Linked DNA regions of Homo sapiens: region 1 is linked to region 2. Evidence: chromatin loops called from intact Hi-C (ENCODE). Cell type or tissue: Caco-2. All regions are shown on one strand. Links, peaks and the distances in the headings refer to the core of each region. The heading gives the core; the rest is flanking DNA.

The links. A loop is a pair of places that touch in the nucleus more often than their neighbours do. Peaks named below come from ENCODE experiments on the same cell type or tissue, not always from the same donor. Only the 100,000 strongest peaks of a DNase experiment are listed, where the experiment ranks them.
Region 1: it touches region 2 in a loop (2.0-fold over the local background); 1 of 110 quality-filtered maps calls a loop at or near these places.

What each region holds. Positions count from the first base shown.
Region 1 is chr12:33,305,956-33,308,877 of GRCh38, reverse strand. No RefSeq gene overlaps it. Among named protein-coding and RNA genes, the nearest start is that of SYT10, 130 kb to the left of the region's middle. In Caco-2, for the core only: no CTCF peak of the experiment used is centred there; no DNase peak of the experiment used is centred there.
Region 2 is chr12:33,253,668-33,256,589 of GRCh38, reverse strand. No RefSeq gene overlaps it. Among named protein-coding and RNA genes, the nearest start is that of SYT10, 180 kb to the left of the region's middle. In Caco-2, for the core only: no CTCF peak of the experiment used is centred there; DNase peaks (open chromatin) are centred at 1,599 and 1,649.

The sequences.
Region 1 (2,922 bases), core at 322-2,821, 52 kb before region 2:
TGTCACAGCCACGGAAAAATAGGACATGGATACACCACAGTGAGTTTAAGAGCAGAAGTTTAATAGGTGAAAGAAAGAAAACAGCTCTCTGCACAGAGAGGGGTCCCAGAGAAAATGGGTTGCCACTTCTGCAGTGAAATCCAGAAGGTTTTATAGATGAGCTTTAGGAGGCAGTGTCTGATTTACATAGGCCATGAAAGATTGGTCGGACCAGGCGTGCCATTTGTATAGCACACAAAGAAGCTGGCCGCCCCATCCTAATCTTTTATTATGCAGATAGGTTCTCTACCTGGTCAATGCCATGTTGCCTGTTCCTTTAACATACACACGATGACAAAGAAAAGGGAAGATGGAGCCTCCATGTTGAAAATGCCTGGCTCTCAGGTAGCCCTCTTCTATTTGCACAGCTGCTGACATTTGCCCATGCAGGCTTCCAGTTTGCTTATCTATGTCTGAAGCTCAATTTTTCAGGCTGCTCTTCATTAGAAAATAAATGATTTTGGGGCTGCTTTCTGAAAAAAAAAAAAGAAAGAAAAGCCTTGCCGAGAACTCCTTTACCATCACTGTCTGCCTAAATAATTTCTTTCTAGCTCTTGTATCAATGGGATGGTGAGGGGTTCATCTGCACAGGATCAAAAGTTGTCTTATTATGCAGATAAAGTCTTCCAAATAATCTCTTGTAGCTGCCCTCAGAAAAATAAATAAAAAATCTATCTGGGTGTAGTGATGACTCCCAACCTCTACTTGCATTTCTTTTGGAAAGACTCTCTTGGTCAGATAAGGGAATTACAGAGTGTCCCTCCTTGCACTTCAAGAGTTTGGGGGAAGTAGGCTAACAAGACAAGGTTAAAGGTACCTTGATCCTGAAGCAGCTTCTAAGACCTCTTAGTATGTTAACGCACCAGTCTCTAGAGTATCACTTTATGAGCCCCAGTACGTATTTTGATGCTACTGTTTACTTCCTTTTTATATCTCTCAACTAGACTATTAACCAGTCTAGTCAAACATACTTAGTGTTCTATTCTTTACAGCATATTGTAACTACTATGTTTCAGAGATTTTCTTACCTATGTGAACCCAAAATATCTGAGACAGGTCTCAGGCAATTTAGAAAGTTTATTTTGCCAAGGTTAAAAACACTCCTGTTACACAGCCTCAGGAGGTCCTGAGGACATGTACCCAAGGTGATCAGGGCACAGCTTGGTTTTATACATTGTAGGGAGACATGAGACATCAATCAATATCGGTAAAATCTACATTGGTTTGATCCAGAAAGACAGGACAACTTGAAGCAGGGAGAAGGCTTCCAGGTCATAGGCAGATAAGAGACAAACAGTTGCATTCTTTTGAGTTTCTGATTAGCCTTTCGCTGAATACACAGTTTACAGAAATAGTCACTTATGCCTTGGTCTGGCTTAGTGAAACAATAAGGCAAAGGAAATAGTCAGATATGCATTTGTCTCACATAAGCAGAGGGATGACTTTGAGTTCTGTCTGTGACTTTTGAGTTCTGTCTGTCCTTTGTCCACAAGGAATTTCCTTGTGGGCAAATGGTGAAGGAGGTAGGTAGCTTTGTTTGTTTATTGTTTGTTTGTTTTGTAGCTATCTTATTTAGGAATGAAATGGGAGGCAAGTTTGCCTGCCACAGTTCCCAGTTTGACTTTTCCCTTTGGCTTAGTGATTTTGGGGTCGTAAGATTTATTTTCCTTTCACAGTTATGTGCATCTCTGTTATCTTATTCCAAGATACAGCTAAAATTCCCAACCCAGAAAGACTCTAAACTCTGAATTTACCCCTTTCCCTTTCTCTTTACAAGTTCAATATGTGAACAGTTACAAATCTGACCCATTCCATTCCTGAGCTCATTTCCGTGATTATACATCTGCAACCCAGGACTCAGATATTTTGAATATCTGTGTTCCACAAACCCAGCATTTTTGAAGCATTAATTTAACAAATATGTACCAATTATCACTGATTTTTCAAGCCCTGTATTGTGTGCTGAGCATAATAGAGTGTTAGCCACTGTTTAAAACACCTCATAGATGTTAGATCACATCAGTGCTCTCTAGCTAAAGACCAGTAAGAAGCCCCTGGCCACAATGGAGATGTGGAGCCCATCCTTGCCATGAAGAAAGAGCAAACCACAAAGGAGGCAGAATGCTTCTGCTCTCATCAGTCTTTTTTTAAAGCCTTGCCTTTCTCTGACAATTAGACAAGAATTTCAGCCACATATTTAGGTAGAGATTACCAACTCCCTTTTTTTCTTTTTCCCTTCTTTGAATGACCTTGAAACAGAAACCGATGCAGCTGTCTCTTATGATAAACTCTATCCTTATTTATCACAGAAACTCTTTTACACAGAAAACTCTGTTGTTTCTTTATATATCCAAAATGTCTAACTGAACATTTCACTAGATAAATAATGGAGCCACATCTATTGCATATCTGGGCAGCCTTCCTTCTTTGTTACTAAAGCAAAAATATAACAGAACTTAGTAAGATATTTGATTATCTAAATGCTAATAGATTAGAAATGATTTAAAAGAAAAATTCTTCAGATTATGGCTGGACACAGGTGGCTCATACTGTAATCCCAGCACTTTGGGAGGCCAAGGCGGGCAGATCACCTGAGGTCAGGAGTTCAAGACCAGCCTGGCTAACATGGTGAAACCCCATTTCTACTAAAAGTACAAAAACTAGTTGGGTGTGGTGGCGGGCACCTGTAATCATAGCTACTTGGGAGGCTGAGGTGGGATAATCGCTTGAACTCGGGAGGCAGAGGTTGCGATGAGCCAAGATTGCACCATTACACTCCAGCCTGGGTGACAAGAGTGAAACTCCATCTCAATACATACATACATACATACATACATACATACATACATACATACATACATAGAAAAGAAAAATTCTGAGATA
Region 2 (2,922 bases), core at 247-2,746:
TTTATGACAAACCACCCTCCCTCAAATAAAAAGTAGAATCAGCAAAAATTTCAACCTCTGGAAGAACCTCTACATGGGTAGATTTTCTACTAGATATCATTAATTATCAACATATAAAGCCTTTTCATGGATTGAGGAATTTGCAATGTATTTTTCACTAAAATGCTGATTCTCACTGCAATGTACTGACCACATAAGGTATACTAAAACTCTCCAAAAATAATAAAATGACTTTAGAAATGCTACTATTTTTAACCTGAAATTTTCAGATTAATGAGATGAATCAGTAAAGTAAGATCCCTAAGCATAATGTAAGTACCATGTAGGGGTGAGAGAACTTTTTATCTCTCCTGCAGAGCTTTAATATTTGAGTCTGAGAAATAAACTTGACAGTGGACAGATTAGCAAGAGAAAAGGCATACAAATTTATTATGTGCGTATAAATGAGGGTCTCACAAAGTATAAGAGGCAAAGAAGGGCCGGATGGTTGAAGCTTAAATAGCATTTTGAGCAACAGAAAGAATCAAAGCCTTGAAGACTCCTGGAGGGTGGTGGCAACAGGTTAGGGGAGGGTGCAGGGAAGAACTAGACTGTGAACAAAAAGTGTCTTATTATGCAGATAAGGTCTCTCAGGTAATGGTCCACAGAAAAAGGGGTGAAAAAGTCTATCTGGACATGGTGTCCTGGGCGTGGAGAACTCTAGTCTCCTCTTCAAAAGGAGTTAGTCAGCTAGGCTTAATGTAGATTTAATGGAGGGGGCTCACACCAATCACATTCCTTCTGGAAGAACTTTTCTCAGTAAGATAAGAGAATATCATAGAAAGTCCCTTCCTGTGCTTTGGGAGAAGCAGAGGGTGAGAGACAGGGAGGCAGGAGAATTTCAGAGAGACCTTGGTTCTGAAACTATTTCTTTAGTTCAACATACTCAGCATGTCAGTGCACCATCCTCAGCGGTATCATGTAGAATACCGTACATGTGACTCTGCTGCTTCCATAGATTTACTAAATATTAAGGAAAATGAAAATTTTATGCAAATAGAGAAGAGCCACATAGTTTTAGCTATATATGAAGAGTATTCCTGTTTATTCCAAATTTAAATTTTACACAGTGTCAATAAGTTATGTTCAATCTCATTTCCTTGATATGCTTCCTAGTACAACTTTTCTAACTTATGTATTGGAGATGGCCGAACTGAAGCTGAGAATATCTTTATTCACTAAACAATATGTAGTGAATAAAATTTGTCCACCACTTCAAATGATGTAATAAAACTAGATTGGAAATTAGCATTACTAGCATCTATTGAGTGTCTATGTACCAGGTACAGCCTTAGGTATGTGAGGAGAGCAAAAGTCACCCGGTGACCATTAAACAGGCCACTAGAGACAAAAATTCCTTATCTGAAGAATTTAGAAGGGAGCAAAGACCACCTGGTGACCATCAAACAGGCCATCCAGAAGCAAAACTCCTTATCTGGGAATTTAGAAGGAATTAAACTTCTCTAGTATCTAAAGTCAGCATCTGGTTCCAGGCCACTTTTCAATGTAAATATTATAAGTAACTAGAATTCTTGCACATCTCCAAAATGGCATGCCAAAATTCAGTGTGCAACCCTTGCTGGCATTAAGGCACCAAAATGTCTACAAATGCAATCATTTCTCATGACCTATGTGGCCAATATGGTCAAAATAACCCCTCGGCTCCCGCCTTAAGGTCCATAAATGCTCCTAAGGAATATCTACCATGGCGCACTCACTCCTGTCTCTCTGAGGCACTCCACTGCACCCTTTTACAGTGTTCTTTCTTTCTAAGAAACTTTCCTTTTTCAGACCTATACTTTTGTCAGTAAATTCTTTCTACCAACCTGCAAATGGACCACTTCCTGATGCTGGGGCTCTGACACCTTGCCTGGTAGTAAGTATATTGATATTATCACATTCTCACAACACTGTGTCAAAAGCATTAAACCTATTTCACAAATCAGGAAACTGAGACCCAGAGGAGTTATATAAACATCCAAGATTAACTCAGCTGATACGTAGCAAACTATGGCAGATCTGTAGAGGATCTCATATTTAAATTACAAGTTCAGTGCCCTTTCCACTAAGTACTAGGCCATTCTGTTACAGGTAGTTAGACAGGCATCAGCAAGGCAGCAGAGGGCTCTCCCGCCACCCACTAGGAATATCAGGTGATGGTTCGATAATTATCACACTACCTCTCTAAAGCCAGGGAAAGACAATCTCCTGATGTTTCACAGCTATTAATATTAAAGTGCTAATTGAATGCAGATGCCAGGAAGCAGAAACTTCCTGGGCATGAGCATTAAGAAACAAGATGGTGAAGTATGACCTCTCAGGGACACTCCACCAGAAAAAAGGTAAAAAGCCTCAGATGGGCATATGTACAACTTCCTAAATGCACTGCACACGCTCAATTCCCAAGGGTAAGGTGGGCACTGAGCATGCAGGAAGCCCACCTAAGAGAGGAATCATGGGAAAGAGGTGATCCCCAAACCACCGTGGCACGTGTATACCTATGTAATAAAACGGCACATTCTGTACATGTACCCCAGAACTTAAAGTATAATTTTTAAAAGAAGATAATGTTTTTATAAGATCTTGGCTATTCTGAGAAAATCTATCTCACAATAAAATCAATTTGTTTTGTGTGGAAAAAAAAAAAAAAAGAAAGCCCTAGGATCAAGGTTAAATGCTCTTTTTAACCTTTACATGGTCTCCTCCAAGCGCACCTTTCTTTCTTTCCTATTCTAAAGCCTTTTGAAGTAAATTTCCACCCTTGCTCTGAAGCCTGCCTTGGTCCCTTCTTCTGCTTTATGCCCCTTGGCTGAAGAACGAAAGTTGCTGCAGACATGTATGGATTCTCTGCCAGTAATTCGGGGTAACTGGGATGCATTCCAC